Linked DNA regions of Homo sapiens: region 1 is linked to region 2. A link is an interaction called in ENCODE POLR2A ChIA-PET data of the cell type or tissue named here. Cell type or tissue: CD4-positive, alpha-beta T cell. All regions are shown on one strand. Links, peaks and the distances in the headings refer to the core of each region. The heading gives the core; the rest is flanking DNA.

Region 1 (10,855 bases), core at 2,003-7,002, 130 kb after region 2:
AAGATTCTTTTTGTTTTGTTTTGTTTTGTTTTGTTTTTTTGAGGCGGAATCTCACTCTGTTGCCCAGGCTGGAGTGCAGTGGTGTGATCTTGGCTCACTGCATCGTCTGCCTCCCGGGTTCAAGCAATTCTCTGCCTTAGCCTCCCGAGTAGCTGGGATTACAGGCACCTGCCACCACGCCCAGCTAATTTTTTTGTATTTGTAGTAGAGACGGGGTTTCACCATCTTGGCCAGGATAGTTTTGAACTCCTGACCTCATGATCCATCTGCCTCGGCTTCCCAAAGTGTTGGGATTACAGGTGGGAGCCACTGCGCCTGGCCTAACCACCACCAAGATTCCTAAAAGGCGAATAGGAAGCAGCTGTGGCTTATTGGAAGGAAAGAATGGCAGCAAGTCCTGGGGGAGCTGTGCCCGCACCAGATCTCCCGTGAGCACCCACACTGCAACTCTACCTCACACTTCCAGGCTAGGCCCAGTGGGTAGGAGGGATACACTGCTGAAGCCTCCCTGCGTCCATTGCAGCGGCTCTGGGGGCTGAACTGGGAGTGAGGGGCCCCCTCATAGCCTGGTCCCAGCCTCTCCCCCTCTACCAGGTTAGGGCAGCCAAGGCCATAGAGAGTGGAACAGAATGGAATCTGTCTCTCCTTAAGCTGTTGAGGATGACGCCAGGTCCTGGGAAAATGATACTGTCTTGGTCCAGCCTCCACCTCTGCATCTCCAGGACTGATGTTCCCCCTGTTAAAGGAGCTGGTGAGCAGTGAGATTACAGTCTAGATGCAGGTCTTGTCCTGGACTTTGTTCTGAGCATAGAAAATGGCTGGGGGTGAGGTGGAGGGGCTGGTACCCAGGGCAGGGATGTGTTTCCTGCCCCCTGAACTGTCTAGGATTTGGTGGCCACCCTCTGATTCCCCCATTCTATCACTAACAGCACTTCAAGGCCTGGCTTACTTCTGTCCCCACAGCTTCATTGATTTTTTTTTTGTTTTTTGTTTTGTTTTGAGTCTTTTTTTTTTTTTTTTTGAGACAGAGTCTCACTCTGTTGCCCAGGCTGGAGTGCAGTGTCACAATCTCAGCTCACTGCAACCTCCGCCTCCTGGGTTCAAGTGATTCTCTGCTTCAGCCTCCCAAGTAGCTGGGATTACAGGCAACCGCCACCACACCCAGCTAATTTTTGTATTTTCAGTAGAGACGGGGTTTCCCCATGTTGGCCAGGCTGTTCTCGAACTCCTGACCTCAAGTGATCCACCTGCCTTGGCCTCCCAAAGTGCTGGGATTACAGGCAGGAACTACCATGCCTAACCCTTTCCCCTACCTTTCTTTTTTGGAACAGGATCTCCCTTTGTCACCCAGGCTGGAGTGCAGTGGCGTGATCATGACTCACTGCAGGCCTCAACCTCTCAGGCTCAAGTGATCCTCCTGAATAGTTGGGACCATAGGTATGCACCACTGTACCTGGCTAATTTAAACATCTTATTTTTTGTATACCAGGTGTGGAGGCTCACACCTGTAATCCTAGCACTTTGGGAGACCAAGGCTGGAGGATCGCTTGAACCCAGGAGTTCGAGACTAGCCTAGGCAACATAGTGAGACCATGTGTCTAAAAAAAGAAAAAATTATTTAAATACTTTTTTATTTGTTTGCAAGAGTCTCACTCTGTCACCCAGGCTGGAGTGCACTGGCACAATCTTGTCTCACTGCAACCTCTTCCTCCTGGGTTCAAGTGATTATCCTGCTTCAGCCTCCCGAGTAGCTGGGATTACAGCCACACACAACCACGTCTGGCTAATTTTTGTATTTTTAATAGAGACGGGGTTTCACCATGATGGCCAGGCTGGTCTCGAACTCCTCACCTCAGATGATTCACCCACCTCGGCCTCTCAGAGTGCTAGGATTATAGGTATGAGCCACTGTACCCGGCCAATAATTTTTTTAATTTTTAATTTATTTTTTGGGCCTGGGGTGGTTTCAGCCTCTTATTTGGGAGGCTGAGGCAGGACAATTGCTTGAAACCAAGAGGCGGAGGTTGCAGTGAGCCGAGATTGCACCACTGCACTCCAGCCTGGGTGACAGAGTGAGACTCCATCCCCCGCAACCAAAAAAAAAAAAAAATTTGTAGCAACAGGGTCTCCACATGTTGGCCAGGCTGGTCTCAAACTCCTGGACTCAAGCAATCCTCCCATCTCGGCCTCCCAAAGTGCTGGGATTACACGTGTGAGCCACCATGCCTGGCCTCATTGATTTTTAAAGTAGGACAAGGTAAAGATCTAACCCCCAAGCCAGGTGTGGTGGCTCACGGCTGTAATCCCGGCACTTTGGGAGGCTGAGATGGGCGGTTCACCTGAGGTCAGCCTGGGCGACAGAGGGAGACTCCATCTCAAAAAAAAATAAAAAAAACTCCTTACTGAGGTGTTGGCCCAGTGGCCCAATCCCAGGCCCTGGCCCAGTCTTGAGGGCAGGCAGTGTTGTCACTGCTTTGCTCTTTGACCTGTGGTTACTGCTTCCCAAGGGCCAGGCTTGTTGCATACTCACTAGCTTTCACGCAGCCCACCCAGCAGCAGCTTACTCTGGCCCTGCCTAGAAAGGCAGAATGCAGGAAACCTGGCTTTCCGGGTTTTTTTCTTTCCCTTTTTTTTTTTTTTTGGTAGAGACGGGGTTTTGCTGTGTTGCCCAGGCTGGTCTCACACTTCTGGGCTCCAGCAATCCCCCCACCTCGGCCTCCCAAAGTTTTGGAATTACAGGTGTGTGGCTTAGCGCCCAGCCCAGGTTTTTCTTTTCTTCTCCCCACCACACAAGCCTTTCCGAACTTGGGCGTTGCCTCCCACTTTCCTATACCCCTTCCCATCCATGGCTTGTTTTTGTTTTGATTCAGAACAGGCAGAAATTAATCTACCTGATATACAGAAATTCATATAGATGAATTTCTACCTGTTCTGAATCAAAACACAAGCCATGTGCAGTGCATGCCTGTAGTCCCAGCTACTTGGGAGGTGGCTTGAGAGGATCACTTGAGCCCAGGAGTTCCAGTCCAGCCTGAGCAACACAGTGAGACCCTCATCTCTAAAAAGCGAATAAAAACAAAAAAAACACCAAAACAACCAGGATGTCTCCCATTTGCACTCCACTTAAGTGTGGAGACTTAGGCTGATCACATCACTGCACTCCAGCCTGAGTAACAGACTGAGACCCTGTCTCAAAAAACAAAATGAGACAAAAAACCTGCTCGTAATAAAGTGTGAAATTATAAAAAGAACCTCTGTTTTTAAAAGTTTTCTATTTATATAAATTTATAGGGCACAAGTATAATCAGGTAAGGGTACTGCCTGCACTCAAGTTAACCTGATTTCCGTCTTCCTGTCAGAAGCCTCATTAGAACAAGATTCTAAACTTAACTCACCTGGACATGAGAGTCACCTAGAATACTTGTTAAACATACAGATGTCTGGGTTTGCCTCAGACTTGCTGGGTTGAGACCTGGGAGTCTGCATGCTTAGCAAACATCTCTCACGGTCCTTAAGAGGAGGCAGCTAGAACTCACTTCACCAAGATAAACCCAGGGTGTTGTCCTAAGATGGGGCAGGACTTCAGTGAATTTACAGTGGGTCAATGTCTTGTCCTCAGAAACACAAACAGCAGAATGGCTCCATCTCTGTTGAAGACTTCCATCAACTAGAACCACGAGGGCTGATGGACAGACCACAAGGCCAGTTTGTTCCAGTTCAATGATTAAAAGAACCACAGATGACCAGGCACGGTGGCTCACGCCTGTAATCCCAGCACTTTGGGAGCCCGAGGTGGGTGGATCACGAGATCAGGAGTTTGAGACCAGCCTGGCCAATATGGTGAAACCCCGTCTCTACTAAAGATACAAAAAATTAGCCAGGCGTGGTGGCTCACGCCTGTAATCCCAGCTATTCAGGAGGCTGAGGCAGAAGAATGACTCGAACCCAGGAGGCAGAGGTTGCAGTGAGCCGAGATCATGCCATTGCACTCCAGCCTGGGCAACAGGCAAGACTCTGTCTGAAACCAAACAACAACAAAACATGCTCAGACAGTAAAATCTCACGAGTGCTACATCAGGGCTTCCATATTCATTTGAAAGGGCAGGTCCTAGGAGGCAGGCTCCTCTCCTTACTTTGAGACTGCTGGGTGGCATTTCCATAGATCTTTATGCAAGTTAGGAAAAGGTGCTCTTCACACCTTTAACTTCCATCTGTCAGAAAATTGTTTTGCCGGGTGTGGGGTCTCACACCTGTAATCCCATCTCTTTGGGAGGCTGAGGCGGGTGGATCACCTGAGGTCAGGAGTTTGAGACCAGCCTGGCCAACTTGGTGAAACCCCGTCTCTACTAAAATACAAAAATTAGCCTGGTGTGGTGGCATGCGCCTGTAATCCCAGCTACTTGGGAGGCTGAGGCAGGAGAATTGCTTGAACCTCCTGCCACTGCACTCCAGCCTGGGTGACAGAATGAGACTCCGTCTCCAAAAAAAAAAAAAAAGAAAATTGTTTTAATTACATTTGTTAGGAAAAGACACTTCACTGAATGCCTGCCAGAAAATTATCATCTTAAATCTACAAACCCATGGGGTTTGTCCTGTGAATGGGAGCCCCACACTCCCCTCTAGTGTGGAGACTTATGCTGTCCAGATGTTGACCGCAGCCCTGCATCACTATAGTTCCCAAATATGAACAAAATTCCCCTTATTTTTTGATCTTGAAAGAAAAGCCTATTTTTTATGACAGATATATATGGGTCCATGCTAAGTCACTTGTTTCAATGAGATGGACCCTACTGCCAGCTCTGGTAATAGCAATATGTATTAGCACCAACTGCCCCTAAGTGGAAAAGATTGCCCAAAAAAGACATTAAAAAGCCATATTGGCTGGGCATGGTGGCTCACGCCTGTAATCCCAGCACTTTGGGAGGCTGAGGTGGGTGGATCACGAGGTCGGGAGATCCAGATCATCCTGGCTAACACGGTGAAACTCCGTCTCTACTAAAAATACAAAAAAAAAAAAAATTAGCCGGGCGTGGTGGCGGGCGCCTGTAGTCCCAGCTGCTCCGGAGGCTGAGGCAGGAGAAAGGCGTGAACCCGGGAGGCGGACCTTGCGGTGAGCCGAGATCGCACTACTGACTCCAGCCTGGGCGACAGAGCGAGACTCCGTCTCAAAAAAAAAAAAAGCTACAGAAAAAATGTTACTAAGAAGGTCATAAGAAAAATATATTTACTGTTCGTTAAGTGGAAGTGGATCATCTTAAGGTCTTCATCCTTCTCATCTTGGGAGAAGCTGATTTTGAAGTCTCGGGGTGGCAGAGACAGGAGAAAATCCACATATATGTGGGCCCACATAGTTCAGCTCCATGTTGTGTGTTTGAGGGTCAATGGCAATCTGGCTTTTTTTTTTTTTTTTTTGAGACGGAGTCTTGCTCTGTCTCCCAGGCTGGAGTGCAGTGGCACGTTCTCGGCTTACTGCAAGCTCCGCCTCCTTGGGTTCACACCATTCTCCTGCCTCAGCCTCCCGAGTAGCTGGGACTACAGGCGCCTGCCACCACGCCCGCTAATTTTTTGTATTTTTAGTAGAGACAGGGTTTCACCATGTTAGCCAGGATGGTCTCGATCTCCTGACCTCGTGATCCGCCCACCTCAGCTTCCCAAAGTGCTGGGATTACAGGCGTGAGCCACTGCGCCTGGCCTCTATAGCTTTAATGTAAGATTACACTATATAATACGCATACAAGCTATGTGTTATTGGCCTGGCATGGTAGCTCACCCCTGTAATCCCAGCACTTTGGGAAGCCGAGGCGGACAGATCACCTGAGGTCAGGAGTTCAAGACTAGCCTGGCCAACATGGTGAAACCCCGTCTCTACTAAAAATACAAAAATTAGCCTATGTGCTGGTGCACGCCTGTAATCCCAGCTACTCAGGAGGCTGAGGCAGAAGAATCGCTTGAACCCGAGAGGCAGAGGCTGCAGTAAGGCGAGATCACACCACTGCACTTCAGCCTGGGCAACAGAGTGAGACTTGGTCTGTCTCTCAAAAAAAAGATATGTATTATCGACTTTATGTTATAGGTAAGGGTTCTGGTCCATAGTAAGTTATTAGTAATCGAGTTTTTGGGGAGTCAGAAGTTATACATGGGGGCCAGACACAGTGGGTCACGCCTGTAGTCCCAGCATTTTGAAAGGCTGAGGCAGGCAGATCGCTTGAACTCAGGAGTTTGAGACCAGCCTGGGCAACATGGCGAAACCCCATCTCTACAAAAAAATAGAAAAATTAGCCAGGCACGGTGGTGCATTCCTGTGGTCTCAGCTACTTGAGAGGCTGAGATGGGAGGATCACTTGAGCACAGGAGGCGGAGGTTTCCGTGAGCTGAGATCATGCCATTGCACCCTAGCCTGGTTAACAGAACAAGACCCTGTCTCAAAAAAAAAAAAAAAACAAAAAACAAAAAGTTACACATGGATTTTCAACTGTGTGGGGAGTCAGGGCCTCTAACCCCCAAGTTGTTCAAGGGTAACCTGGACTCACCAACCCAGTCTTGGTGTTTTAGATGTAATGGCGTGTGCTACGTCACCTGTTTCAATAAGCAATGTTTAGCCTGTTATCAGGGCCTGAAATAGCATATCATATTTATGTTGAATAATAATAGCTCAGTGAACAGATCTGTGTGTACTGAAGAGATCTTACTGGAGGTTAGCACTCCTTAAAACCGCCTTTTTTTTTTTTTCTTTTGAGATGGAGTCTCACTCTGTCACTTAGGCTGGAGTGTAGTAGTACGATCTAGGCTCTCTGCAACCTCCGCCTCCCAAGTAGCTGAGACCTACAGGCACGCACCACCATGCCTGGCTAATTTTTGTATTTTTTAGTAGAGATGGGGTTTCACCATATTGGCCAGGCTGGTCTCGAACTCCTGACTTCGTGATCCACCCGCCTCAGCCTCCCAAAGTGCTGGGATTACAGGCGTGAGCCACTGTGCCTGGCTAAAACTGCTTTTAACAGCCAGGAACAGTAGCTCACACCTGTATTCCCAGCAGTTTGGGACCAGCCTGGGCAGCATAGTGAGACCTCATCTCTACTAAAAAAAAAAAAAATAGCTATGTGTGATCCCAGCTACTCAGGAGGCTGAGGTGGGAGGATCACTTGAGCCTGGGAGGTCGAGGCTGCAGTGAGCATCTGTGATCACACCACTGCACTCCAGCCTGTTTTTTGAGACCCTGTCTCAAAAAAAAAAGAAAGAAAACCCTGCTTTTTTTTTTTATGAGACAGAGTCTCGCTCCATCGCCCAGGCTGGAGTGCAGTGGTGCGATCTTGGCTCACTGCAAGCTCCGCCTCCTGGGTTCACGCCATTCTCCTGCCACAGCCTCCTGAGTAGCTGGGACTACAGGCACCTGCCACCACGCCCAGCTAATTTTTTGTATTTTTAGTAGAGACGGAGTTTCACCATGTTAGCCAGGATGGTCTCGATCTCCTGACCTCGTGATCCGTCCGCCTTGGCCTCCCAAAGTGCTGGGATTACAGACGTGAGCCACCGCGCCCGGCCAAAACCCTGCTTTTAATAAAGTGTGAAATGGTAAAAATAACCTCTCTTTTTTTTTAAGTTTTCTATTTGTATAAATGTATAGGGCAAAAGTATCGTTTTGTTACATGCATAGAGTGTGTAGTGGTGAATTCAGGGCTTTTCGGGAGAACCTCTCTTCTTACACATCAGTGGAGTACTCACTGATAACACTACGCTTAATAGTAATGTTGCCATTATTAGTGTTACGACCCACTGATATAGAGACCTATTTGACAACTAACAGGACTTTCTTAAAAGTCCAAAAAAGGATCTGCTTTGATAATTCTGCTAGGAGATCCAAGTGGGTGGGTGGATCTGCTAGCACCACTCCTCAAGTGTTTCAATGTTCAGTCTGGGGTAGATCCAATTAGCAGAGAAGAATTTTTATGCAATGGCTTGGACTAGAGTTTGGAATTTGGCAGTCATCACTGGAAAAATGAATTTCTGCCTGTTCTGAATCAAAACAAAACAAGCCATGTGCAGTACACACCTGTAGTCCCAGCTACTTGGGAAGTGACTTGAGAGGATCACTTGAGCCCAGGAGTTCCAGTCCAGCCTGAGCAACACAGTGAGACCCTCATCTCTAAAAAGCAAATAAAAATAAAAAACACCAAAACAACCAGGATGTCTCCCATTCGCAGTTATTGTATCTACATAATTCACAATTGCAGGATTTTAATGTGTCCTCAAATAGGACTTGGAGTTTGTCCAGTTACAGCCACATTCCCAAGATGAAGTCTTTTTGCAAACATGTCACACATTTAGGAATGAAGAATTTAGTCTTTTCAGCCAATTCCAAATAATGTGTCCCACATTTAAAATATCACCTGTTCTTCTTTTCTTTTCTTTTTTCTTTTTTTGAGATGGAGTCTCACTCTGTTGCCCAGGGAAGTGCAGTGGCGCGATCTTGGCTCACTGCAACCTCCACCTTCCAGGTTCAAGTGATTCTCCTGCCTCAGCTTCCTGAGTAGCTGATTACAGGTGTGTGCCACCACACCCGGCTAATTTTTGTATTTTCAGTAGAGACAGGATTTCACCATGTTGGCCAGGCTGGACCTATTCTTATTTTCAGTGAAGTCAAACAGTAAATTGATTTATATTCTGTGATCTTTTCCATGGCCCAGGGCATCTAAAATTTACAGAGAGATGGCCAGGCATGGTGGTCATGCCTGTAATCCCAGTACTTTGGGAAACCGAGGCAGGTGGATTGCTTGAGCCCAGGAGTTTGAGACCAGCCTGGATAACAAAGTGAGACTGTCTCTACAAAAATAAAATAAAATTTATAGAGACGAATTAAGTAAAATAAAAAGCAGTTTTAATATATTTTAGTGGGCAGGACATGGACAATTTGTAGATGAAGGATTGCAATTATTTGGTATATTTTGGCAATAATTAAAGAAGATATAATAGATATAATTAGATACAATATTCTACCTAATGAAATATCAACGAATAATATGTAAAGAAGAGTTCAAACACGCCGGGTGAGGTGGTTTATGCCTGTAATCCCAGCACTTTGGGAGGCTGAGGCAAGAGGATCACTTGAGCCCAGGAGTTGGAGACAAGCTTGAGTGACACAGACATACCAAAAAAAAAAAATTAGCCAGGCATGGTGGCGCACCCCCATAATGGCAACTACTCAAGAGGCTGAGGTGGGAAGATCGCTTGAGCCTGCAAGTTCGAGGCTGCAGTGAGCTATGATCACACCACTGTGTTCCAGCCTAGGCGACAAAGCAAGACCCTGTTTTAAAAAAAAAAAAATTAAATTTTAAAAAGGAGTGACCCTACTACCTCCTTCAGCATTCCTTTCCCACACAAAGCAAATGGAAAAGAAAGTAATAATAAAGGGAAAAATAATAAACTGCCATAAGCCACTTAACATTTCAAATATTGTATATATAGCCAATCTATTTGTAGACAGTGACAAAGAAATTATTCCCGTATCATCTTGGTTATTATTCCAATCACTCTTCATTCTCCAGACTTTTTTTCTTTTTCTTTTTCTTTTTCTTTTTTTTTTTTTATTTGAGGCAGAGTCTCCCTCAGTCATCCAGGCTGGAGTACAGTGGCACAATCTCGGCTCACTGCAGCCTCTGCCTCCTGGGTTCAAGCGATTCTCCTGCCTCAGCCTCCCAAGTAGTTGGGATTACAGGCGCCTGCCACCACGCCCAGCTAATTTTTGTCTTTTCAATAGAGACAGGGTTTCACCATGTTGGCCAGGCTGGTCTCCAACTCCTGACCTCAAGTGATCTGCCCACCTCGGCCCCCAAAAGTGCTGGGATTACAGGTCTCAGCCACCGCTCCTGACCAAGCATGCATTTTTAAGGCCGGGCAAGGTGGCTCAAGCCTGTAATCCTAGCACTTTGGGAAGCGAGGCAGGCGGATCACGAGGTCAGGAGTTCGAGACCAGCCTGGCCAACATGGTGAAACGCCATCTCTACTGAAAATACAAAAAAATTAGCTGGGTGTGTTGGCGCATGCCTGTAATCCCAGCTACTTAGGAGGCTGAGGCAGGAGAATCACTTGACGGAATCTTACTCTGTCACCCAGGCTGCAGTGCAGTGGCTTGATCTCAGCTCACTGCAACCTCTGCCGCCTCGGTTCAAGTGATTCTTGTGCCACACCCTCCCAAGTAGCTGGGACTACAGCCGCGTGCCACCACGCCCGGCTAATTTTTTTGTATTTTTAGTAGAGATAGGGCTTTGCCATGTTGGCCAGGGTGGTCTGGAACTCTTGACCTCAAGTGATCTGCCCCCCTCGGCCTCCCAAAGTGCTGGGATTACAGGTATGAGCCACCATGCCCAGACAAGATAATTAACATGAGATTAAAAAAAAAAAAAATCTAAGGGTAGTGGAGTAAATTTTCCCCAGAATATTCTGTAAAATAAAGAGTGGATTTACTTATAATTCTCCAATTCAGGCTTTTTTTTTTTTTTTTTAGACAAAGTCTCACTCTGTCACCTAGGCTGGAGTGCGGTGGCACAATCTCAGCTCACTGCAACCTCTGCTTCCCAGGTTCAAGCAAATCTCCCTGCCTTAGCCTTCTGAGTAGCTAGGATTACAGGTGCCTGCTACCACGCCCAGCTAATTTTTGTATTTTTTAGTAGAGATGATGTTTCACCATGTTGGCCAGGCTGGTCTCAAACTCCTGACCTCAGGTGATCCGTCCGCCTCAGCCTCCCAAAATGCTGGGATTACAGGCATAAGCCACCATGCCCGGCCCCAATCCAGGCTTTCTAAACCTGTTGCCAAAGATGCATCTGTAGGATCAGATACAAAAAAATTAGCTGGGTGT
Region 2 (10,855 bases), core at 3,079-8,078:
TAGTAAATATGTCAGTAAAAATAAAGTGACTGCAGTTCATTTTACCTTCAATAGGTCCGGGGGTAAAAATGTGATTTTGAAGACTGCAACTATTCCGTAGTTCATGTCTGCTTAAAGTCTCTCAATAATTTGCTAACCTCAGCACCTTTTAGAGGTAAATTTGTTTGTAAATTATTAGGAAGTTATGACTCATGTTATAGCAACTTACTACAAGTAAAGCAAATGTCAGTAGTTTTTGGTAAGGTATCTCGTATTGGCTCTTGGTGGGTTTTTTTTTTTTTTTTTGAGACACGGTCTCACTTTGTCACCCAGGCTGGAGTGCAGTGGCGTGATCTCAGCTGACTGTAGTCTCAACCCCCTGAGTTCAAGCCATCTTCACTAGGCTATATACATACACATATGTATATGTATATATATAAATTATATATATACACAACACACATGTATACATACATATATATACACATACATGTATGTATATGTATATATACGTATACATACATATACATGCATGTGTGTGTGTGTGTGTGTGTATATATATATATATATATATTTTTTTTTTTTTTTTTTTTTAGATGAAGTCTTGGTCTGTTACCCAGGTTGGAGTTCAGTGGCACGATCTTGGCTCACTGCAGCCTCTGCCTCCCAGGTTCAAGCGATTCTCCTTCCTGCCTTAGCCTCCCAAGTAGCTGGGATTACAGGCATGCGCCACCATGGTCGGCTAATTCTTGTATTTTTAGTAGAACAGGGTTTCACCATGTTGGCCAGGCTGGTCTCGAACTCCTGACCTCAGGTGATCCGCCTGCCTCAGCCACTAGGCTATTATTTTTGAAAGAAGCAAAAGAACAGATAAGCAGATAAAGGAGGAAACAAAAACATTTGTAATAGTGGCCACATACCAAATTTCAGTTTGCGCAGTCTTTGAAATCCTGTTCTATTACTTTTTTTTTTCTTTTTTTTTGAGACAGGGTCTCACTCTATCACCCAGGCTGGAGTGCAGTGGTGCAATCTCAGCTCATTGCAACTTCCACCTCCTGGTTCAAGAGATTCTCATGCCTCAGCCCCCATAGTAGCTGGGATTACAGGCACGCACCACCACGCCTGGCTCATTTTTTTTGTATTTTTAGCAGAGACAGAGTTTCACCATGTTGGCCAGGCTGTTTTATGACTCCTAAGGGTGAAGTTTGGTTTTCTTCCATTGCTACTGGTCAGAATATCTTTTTTTTTTTTTTTTTTTTTTGAGATGGAGTCTCGCTCTGTTGCCCAGGCTAGAGTGCAGTGGGGCAATCTTGGCTCACTGCAACCCCCATCTCCTGGGATCAGGCAATTCTCCTGCCTAAGCCTCCCGAGTAGATAGGATTACAGGCATCCACCACCACATACAGCTAAATTTTTTGTATTTTCAGTAAAGACAGGGTTTCACCATGTTGGCCAGGTTGGTCTCAAACTCCTGACCTCAGGTGATCCGCCCATCTCGGCCTCCCAAATTGTTGGGATTACAGGCGTGAGCCACCGTGCCCAGCCCAGAATATCTTAAATAGGCAAAACTGATTTGCTGAACTGGGTTTCCTGAAATATCTGTTCTTGCAACCAATTATGTTTCTTCATGAGAGCTTAGATTTTCTCCCTCTGTGTGGAAAAAAAATTAATACACTGTTATATCTCTGCCTTGGAGGTCTTTGAAGTTTTGCTGTGAACTTAATTAAATTCAGACTGTTTTTAAGATACAGTATTTCTTGGCCGGGCGTGGTGGCTCCTGACTGTAATCCCAGCACTTTGGGAGCCTGAGGTGGGCGGATCACCTGAGGTCAGGAGTTCGAGACTAGCCTGACCAACGTGGAGAAACCCTGTCTCTACTAAAAATACGAAATTAGCCAGGCATGGTGGTGTGGCCCTGTAATCCTATCTCGGGAGGCTGAGGCAGGACAGTCACTTGAACCCGGTAAGCGGAGGTTGTGGTAAGCCAAGATTGCGCCATTGCTCTCTAGCCTGGGCAACAAGAGAGAAACTCTGTCTCAAAAAAAAAAAAAAAAAAAAAAAAAGATACAGTATTTCTTTTAAGACAGCTGATGTGGCTTATTCTCCAGGCCAGTAGGCTGCTTTAAAATATTCTAAGGGCTGGGCATGGTAATTGTAATCCCAGCACTTTAGGAGACCAAGGTGGAGGATCACTTAAGTGCAGCAGTTCGAGACCAGCATGGGCAACATAGTGAGACCTCGTCTCTACCAAAAAAAAATGAAAAAAAAAAAAGTTCTAAGTATTTAGCTGGGCACTGTAGCATACACCTGTAATCCTAGCTACTCAGAAGACTGAAAGGGGAGGATCGCTTGGGCCCAAGAGTTCAAGGCCAGGCTGGGCAACATAATGAAACCCTGTCTCTTCAAAAAAAAAAAAAGTTCTGAGTATTTGGTATATTTAGTATACTTAAGGAAAGCGAGCCTTACTTGAGGTTCTTTTTAAATTTTATTTTATTTTTGAGATAGGGTTTGGTACTTTTGCCCGGGCTGGAGTGCAGTGGCACGATCACGGCTCACTGCAACCTTCATGTCCTGGGCTCAAGTCATCCTCCGACCTCAGCCTACCAAGTAGCTGGGACTAAAGGCAAGCACCACCACACCCAGCTAAACTGACTTGAGGTTCTTGTACTTCATTTTGTGTCCTTCTTCTCCTTGTTTTATTAATTGTTTTTCTTTTTTGATTAGATCTTACATGCATGTGGCACAAATTTCAAAATGTACAAAAGGACATATAAATAAAGAGTATCAGCCGGGCGTGGTGGCTCACGCCTGTAATCCCAGCACTTTGGGAGGCCGAGGCGGGCGGATCACGAGGTCAGGAGATCAAGACCATCCTGGCTAACATGGTGAAACCCAGTCTCTACTAAAAATACAAAAAATTAGCTGGGCGTGGTGGTGGGCGCCTGTAGTCCCAGCTACTCGGGAGGCTGAGGCAGGAGAATGGTGTGAACCTGGGAGGCTGAGCTTGCAGTGAGCCGAGATTGCACCACTGCACTCCAGCCTGGGCGACAGAGCGAGACTCCATCTCAAAAAAAAAAAAAAAAAATTGTGTATCTTCCTCTGTTCCCCAGTCACCCTGTTTTCTTCCCAGAAGCAACTAGTGTTACTGGTTACCTGTGCTTCATTTTAGGTTCTATACATTTACACACACACATCATTTATATGTGTGTGTGTGTGTGTGTGTGTGTATATATGTGTGTGTGTGTATTTCCCCCACACACACATTTGGGAACATAATGTACATAATATTCTGCACCTTTCTTTTTTAATTGACCATATATCCTACCAAGTTAGTATGATTAAAACTGCCTCATTAGTTTTAATGACTGCAGAGTACTCCACTATGTAGGTAAACCATAATTGATTTAACCAGGACATTTAATCATGGACATTTAGGGTTTTTAAGAGAGTTTTTTAAATTAAGATATAATTTACATACCATAAAACTCACCCTTTTAAAGTATATAATTCAGTAGTTTAATACAAGAACTCTTTTTTTTTTTTTTAAGAGGCAGAGTCTGGCTCTGTCGCTTTGGCTGGAGTGCAGTGGTGTAATCATAGCTCACTGCAGCCTTGACCTCCTACGCTCAAGCAAACAATCCTCCCATCTCAGCCTCCCAAGTAGCTGGAACTACAGGTGTGCATCAGCACACTCAACTAATTTTTAAATGTTTTGTAGAGATTGGGTCTCACTACATTGCCAAGCAGGTTCAAGAACATTTTTATTGCCCCAGAAAGAAACCCCATACCCATGACATCTAGGGTTTTGCCGTCCTTTGTTAAAACCAATTAATACTAAAATAATAATAATACTGCCCTGGATATTCTTATACACATATCATTTGGCACATGTGAAAGAATACCCACGTGACAGCTGGTTATGGTGGCACATACCTGTAGGCCCAGCTACTTAGGGGGTTAAGGATCTCTTGAGCCCAGAAATTCAAGTCCAGCCTGGGCAACATAGAGAGACCCTATCTCTAAAAAAAAAAAAAAAAAAAGTGAGTAAAAAAGAATATCTGCAGTACAAATACCTGGAAATGGATTTGCTTGGTAAGCTGATCTGTGCACTTAAGATTTTGAAAGACATTGCTAAATTGCCCTCACTAGAGGTTATATGAGTCTGTATCCTGTCAGTGTATAAAAGTTCCTATTTCCCCACTCCCTGCTAGCAGAATCCTTCATCCAACTTTTCTGTCTTTGCCAATCTGACAGGACATGTAGTATCTCACTACAATATTAATTTTTATTTCCCTTATTGTAAGTAAGGTTGATTATTTTATATGCTTAGGAGCTAGTTGTATTTCCTTTTCTGTGAATTGATTGCTCATAAACTGATTAAATCTTTGATATTCTGGATGGATCCTGATAAAAAAATTTTCCTTATTTATAAGAGCTCTTTATGTATTAGGGAGAAAAGCCCTGATAAAAAATTTTCCTTATTTATAGGAGCTCTTTGTGTATTAGGGAGAAAAGCCTTCTGGGGTATGAAGTGGAGGTATTTTTCTTAGTTATTTTTGTTTATTTGTTTTAGTCTTTGACTTTGCTTATGATGTGTTTTTCTTTTATCATGCAGAAGCTTTGCACTTTATGTCGTTGACTTTGTCAGTCTTTTATGACTTGTGTGTCTTATGACATCCTTAGACTTTCCTCACTCCAAGATTGTTAAAAAAAAAAAAATTCTCCCATGAGTTATTCTATTACTTTAAGGTTCTTTCTCCATCCACCATTTAACTCCTAGATCCATCTAGAATTTATTTTTGTGTAAGATATGAGGTGTGAATCTACCTTATTTTCCCCATATGGTTAACAACTTTTCCCCACCGCTTTGAAACGTCATTTTTACACTGTGTCCTCTTGATTAAAAGCTATTATTTAAGATGTTTGTTGGTGCAATTCAGAACAGTTTTAAATATTAGCTTTAATTTTTTAAGAGAGGTAGTCAGGTGTTCAGGACAGTGATTTCTGAACTCTTGGGGTGCCTACAGCCCCCTTCCCTCCACGACAAATCCCACTGTCTAGTGCTATTTACAGAGGGGAAGACGTCTTGCTCATGTCTGTTGGGCCAAGAAATAGTTTCCAATCACTCATCCAGGGATTTCCCCTTAGCCTCATAAAATCCACCTGGGGTCAGCCACCCATCTAGGGATTCCAGGGTTGTTACTTGAATGTGAAAAGAGCCTCAACAGGAGTCCAGAAGTAAATGGAGAATCTTTCCAGAGAAAACAGAATTCTTCACTTTTAGGTCATTAGTGACTGATCTTCAGATTATCTTCTCGTTTTATTTATTTTTATTTTTATTTTTAATTTTATTTTTTGAGACAGAATCTCTCTCTGTCACCCAGGCTGGAGTGCAGTGGCATGATCTCGGCTCACTGCAACCTCTGCCTCCCAGGTTCAAGCAATTCTCCTGCCTTAGCCTCCCGAGTAGCTGGGACTACAGGCAAGTGCCACCATGCCTGGCTAATTTTTTGTATTTTTAGTAGAGACGGGTTTCACCGTGTTGGCCAGGCTGATCTCGAACTCCTGACCTCAGGTGATCCACCCACCTCGGCCTCCCAAAGTGCTGGGATTACAGGCATGTGCCACCATGCCCGGCCTATCTTCTCATTTTAAAATCATAGACAATTTTACAATTTTGCTCTGGTAAATTTACTTTGATGGACCATAGGTCATCTGGTGAAAGGAACCCCTGGATTAGGCTATATTATGACTACATTTTGGCATTATTTGAAGCTAGAGAATACAGGGCTAAGGGTCATCTCTTTTAATTTGAAACTGTTTAAGGTGAGAAAAGAGTGTGACCCTTTAAAAAGCAGAATTCTCAGGGTGCCCCTGACTGTAAAGGCTCCTAGAGTTGTACCTACTGGGACCAGAGGAGAAGGCCTGTCTGGCAGTTCCTGATGCTGCTGATAGGGGGTAGATATTCCCAGGGAGCCTTCTTTCAAGCCAAGTGTTTGACTCCCTGTTTTGTTTGGTAGAGAAGGTTGCACAATGGCTTTTAATCTCATTCAATATTATAAAAGTGTTCTGTTTGCACTACTCAAGTAGTTTGTCACTCTAAACTTAGGGGTAGCAGCTGTTCTCTGTGCTTGAAAGTGCTAGTGGTAGTAACACCTCAATGGAGTGACTGGTGTTGACTTCCTGCCTCAGGGCTTGTTTAACCCTTAGGGCACCTCATCAAGTAGAGGAACTAGGCAAGTGTGTCAAGTAAGGAGGGAAGCTGGGAGAGTTGTGGAAGTGTTTTTCTTTGGTATAGGCTATTTTTCACTTACATTTTTATTAATTAGTTTGTTCCAGAGACGGACACTTAAAAAAAATGAATTCACAAAGGATACAGGGGAATTCAATTTAAGCGGTCATGTTAAAAAAGTAATATCTCCTTTATAGGCTTAATGTATGTCATAATTGGCTAATTTTTTCCATATGATTATGATGCCTGAGAGACAAGCCTATGGTATGCTGATGAGCCATGGTTAATACAATTTTATCTCACTAAATGTCGTCAGGATTTAAGGGAAGACCTTCACACAGATTTTTCTGTATCTACGTGATGATCATTTTCCTGCTTTTCCTTTCTGTCCCATCTTCACTCCTCCACAGTCATGTTACACTAGTATAGTCATGTGAGTGTGCCCATGAGTGACTCCAAGTTGAGTTCTAAAAAGCAGATTTCACTTAGCCAGCTGCCCTTGTCAGTTTCAGCCTTGGGAGTCACCTTTTGGTATCTTTTCCCACTGCTTCTTCCTCCTTTCTCAACCATCATTTCTCCTCTCCACTGGATTCTACTCACAGGGTTTGTAATCTCCCAGATCATTCAGCATCTGAATGAATTCAGCCGCCAAGGGGAAGATCACTGGCAGATCCCAGTGGGGGTACTTACCCCTTCCAGACTCTTCCTGAGGAAAGCAAGTTACCTTCCATGTAGCAGGAGTACATTTTATACTAGTTTGGCCTTGTGACTGTTAGAGTGGGAAGTCTGAGGGAACTGGAGAAGAGATGCAGTTTTAACAGAGGAAAAACATTTAGTAGAGACTGTCCCTTCTGCCTTCGGGCGTGTCCCTCTTCTGGGCATCTTTTCAGGATTTCATTCCTACGTCCAACTGCCGTTCACAACTGCCCTTTCCAACTGCTCCAGAACTCTTGGCCCTGGCATTCCGTGATGTAAATTATTCCACACATGGCTCAAAAGGGTGTGAAGCTGTGTGCCAGGTGTCGGATCACTAGTGTAAGTTTCCCAGTCTGTGGGGAGAGCTGCTCTTGGAATCTGTGCAGTTGTTGTTGTTTCAGCCCAAGCATAGTCATTTCACTGGCTAAGCTTGACACTGTCGCTGGTGGGGGAGAGAGGGATCTCGGGGCCTGGAGCTAGGGTGAACTTTTTTGGTTGAGATTCTCTACTTTAAGGATTCTAGTGTTAGGATGTAGATTGTTTGGAGTTGAACAGGGGTGGTGCTGCTGCAAAAGGAGAATGTGGGACCGGCCGGCCAGAGCCTGCAGAGACTGCCTGCGGCTAGGGTGCCCCCTCTTCTCTCTCTAAATGCAGGAAGAACCATTTTCCTATCTTCCTAAAGATAGCCAGAATATGGCAAAAAATGTAGGTTGCTCACCATGTTTAGGAACATTGAGTCACAAAATTAAAAGACCTCTATGTCTATGAGATCTTTTCTAAAACATAAATATTATTTCTCCCCTTGTTTATTGTACATTTTGAGGAAGTTACTGTTCATGGTTTATAGCCCCTTGGGGGAATCTGCATGTGAGGGAGGTTGCTGCCAACTATCTTTGATTTGTCTAGATTCTTTTTTGACTTATAAGTTAAAGGTTTGTTTTCAATAAAAAGTTTAAATTGAATACTTTATCTCTCAAATGACCTCAAAATTTTTAAAATTACATTAATATTAAGCAGAGGAAAACTCACGTGAATTACAGTTATTTATCCAGAAAAGTGTAAGGCATACTTTTGTATTGCATTGATACTACTGTCTTTAATCTGCTTTACTGAAACCTGTTTTCCTCTCCCTTTTCTTTATAGTTGTCATGGATGATGATGATGACTCGTGTCTCCTTGATCTTATTGGGTAAGATGCTTATTCCAAAACCTGGGTAAATCAAATGTGTGAGGTTTGCTGAACACTAAGACAACCTAATAGCATATAACACCTGATAGGTATTTTAAATAAAAATTAAATAATAATCATAGGTTTAGTAGAGAAACAGAGACATGATTAACATAGGGGTTGTAATTCAGTAATTCTTTTTTTTTTTTTCCTTTTGAGACAGGGTCTCACTCTGTCACCCAGGCTAAAGTGCAGCAGCACAATCTCAGCTCACTGTAGCCTCCACCTCCCAGGCCCACACGATCCTCCCACCTCAGCCTCCCAAGTAGCGGGGACTACAGTCACACACCACCATGCCTGGCTAATTTTTTGTGTTTTTTTTTTTTTGTAGAGACAGGGTTTTGCCATGTTGTACAAGCTGGTCTCCAACTCCTAGACTGAAGTGATCCTCCTGCCTCAGCCTCCCAAAGTGCTGGGATTACAGGCATGAGCCACTGTGCTCAGCAAGTAATTATTTATTAAATTTATTTCCTAATAAATCCCAGGAGGCAGAAGTGAATAATAATAGGAAATGGCACAACATCAAAACAAAAACAAGATTAAAAAAAAAAAAACCTACTAATAGTTTTAAAATAGGGAGAGGATTTTACTCAGGTAATAAATCATTTTCTTTCTACTCTAGTAAAAATTAGTTCTAAATATAGATAGTATATTTGTTTGTTGTTTTATCTCTTTTTTTCCTCTCTTTTCTAGAGACCCACAAGCATTGAACTATTTTCTACATGGACCTAGTAATAAATCTGTAAGTAATGCATAGAATACCACAGACATCTATTTTGTTTCTGCTTTACAGTTAAAGTAGTAACCACCTATTGAATTTGTATCTTTGCAGAGCAATGATGACTTGACTAATGCAGGATATTCTGCAGCCAATTCAAATTCAATTTTCGCCAACTCTAGTGTGAGTATTGGAAACTAAATGCAATGATTGAATGGTTTCTGTCTGATTGATGCCTTGTGAACTGAGCCTTTAACTGCCTTTGTATCATGAGAATCCTTACCTTGTCTGTTGTAATTAATTTAATTTTATTTATTTATTTTGAGATGGGGCCTCACTCTGTCGCCCAGACTGGAGTGCAGTGGTGCGATCACAGCTCACTGCAGCCTTGACCTCCCAGGCTGAAGCGATCCTCCCACCTCAGCCTCCCGAATAGCTGGGACTACAGGCGCATGCCACACGGGCTAATTTTTGTATTTTTAATAGAGACAGAGTTTCGCCATGTTAGCCCGGCTGGTCTTGAACTCTCAGGCTCAAGCAATACACCTACCTTGGCCTCCCAAAATGTTGGAATTACAGGTATGAGCCACTGTGCCCAGCCTGTTGTAATTTATATAGGAAGAAAATCTATTGAATTATGTAGACATTTTCTACTTTTAACTTAGTCAATTAAGACAAGCTATGTGGCCAGGTACAGTAGCTCACACCTGTAATCTCAGCACTTTGGGAGGCCAAAGTGGGAGAATCATTTGAGCTCAGGAGTTCAAGACCAGCCTGGGCAACATAGCAAGACCCTGTCTCTATTTTTAAAAAATAAAATAGACCAGATGTGGTGGCTCATGCCTGTAATCCCAACACTTTGGGAGGCCGAGGCAGGTGGATCACGAGGTCAGGAGTTAAAGATCAGCCTGGCCAAGATGGTAAAACCCCATCTCTACTAAAAATACAAAAAAAAATTGCCAGGCATGGTGGTAGGCGCCTGTAATCCCAGCTACTCGGGAGCCTGTGGCAGAGAATTGCATAAACCCAGGAGGCAAAGGATGCAGTGAGCCGAGATCCCGCCACTGCATTCCAGCCTGGGCGACAGAGCGAAACTCCATCTCAAACAATAAATAAATAAATAAATAAAATAATACACCAGGCATGGTGGCTCACACCTGTAATCCCAGCACTTTGGGAGGCCGAGGCAGGCAGATCATGAAGTCAGGAGATCGAGACCATCCGGGCCAACACGGTGAAACCCCGTCTCTACTAAAAACACAGAAATTGGTGTGGTGGCGCGTGCCTGTAATCCCAGCTACTCAGGAGGCTGAGGCAGGAGAATCGCTTGAACCAGGGAGTTGGAGGTTGCAGTGAGCCAAGATCGCACCATTACACTCCAGCCTGGCCACATAGGGAGACTCTGTCTCAAAAAAATAAAAAAAATAAAAATAAATAATAAATAATAAAAAGACAAACTATATGAGGTTGTCTTTTAAATAATAAAAAGACAAGTTATATATCCACTTTGCCATTTTTCTAAGCTTTCAACTTTCTTTTTTTGAGACGGAATCTTGCTCTGTTGCCCAGGCTGGAGTGCAGTGGCACGATCTCGTCTCACTGCAGCCTCTGCCTCCTGGGTTCAAGCAATTCTCCTGCCTCAGCTTCCCTAGTAGCTGGGATTACAGGTACCCACCACCACACCAGCTAATTTTTGTATTTTTAGTAGAGACTGCGTTTCTCCATGTTGGCCTGGATGATCTTGAACTCCTGATCTCAAGTGATCCCCGCCCCATTACAGGCGTGAGCCACTGCACCTGGCCTCAACATTCTTTCTAAAATGACTCAGAAATGTTACAACCTGAGAAACTCATATTAGAATGTTTTGAACCTTGTTACATAATAATCTTTAAAGAAATTATTCTTAATTCATAGTTACTTATAAGTTGTTTTCATCTTAAATGAGAAAAACAAAGATAATGAGTAACACTTGAGCATTTAGTATGTGCTTGGCATTAAGAGC

The links. Peaks named below come from ENCODE experiments on the same cell type or tissue, not always from the same donor. Only the 100,000 strongest peaks of a DNase experiment are listed, where the experiment ranks them.
Region 1: POLR2A ChIA-PET joins it to region 2 with 6 read pairs; 3 of 35 experiments call an interaction of 5 or more read pairs at or near these places.

Annotation. Positions count from the first base shown.
Region 1 is chr6:42,940,179-42,951,033 of GRCh38, forward strand. All of the region lies in intron 1 of CNPY3-GNMT (CNPY3-GNMT readthrough), which reads left to right. LINC02976 (long intergenic non-protein coding RNA 2976) reads left to right here and starts at 315. Exons shown (of 5, transcript NR_186646.1): 1 at 315-428; 2 at 595-751; 3 at 1,332-1,437; 4 at 3,620-3,792; 5 at 7,430-8,182. In CD4-positive, alpha-beta T cell, for the core only: no CTCF peak of the experiment used is centred there; no DNase peak of the experiment used is centred there.
Region 2 is chr6:42,813,968-42,824,822 of GRCh38, forward strand. It overlaps BICRAL (BICRA like chromatin remodeling complex associated protein), which reads left to right. Exons shown (of 13, transcript NM_001393499.1): 3 at 8,051-8,096; 4 at 8,829-8,877; 5 at 8,968-9,036. The coding sequence starts at 8,056. Among named protein-coding and RNA genes, the nearest start is that of BICRAL, 37 kb to the left of the region's middle. In CD4-positive, alpha-beta T cell, for the core only: no CTCF peak of the experiment used is centred there; a DNase peak (open chromatin) is centred at 5,934.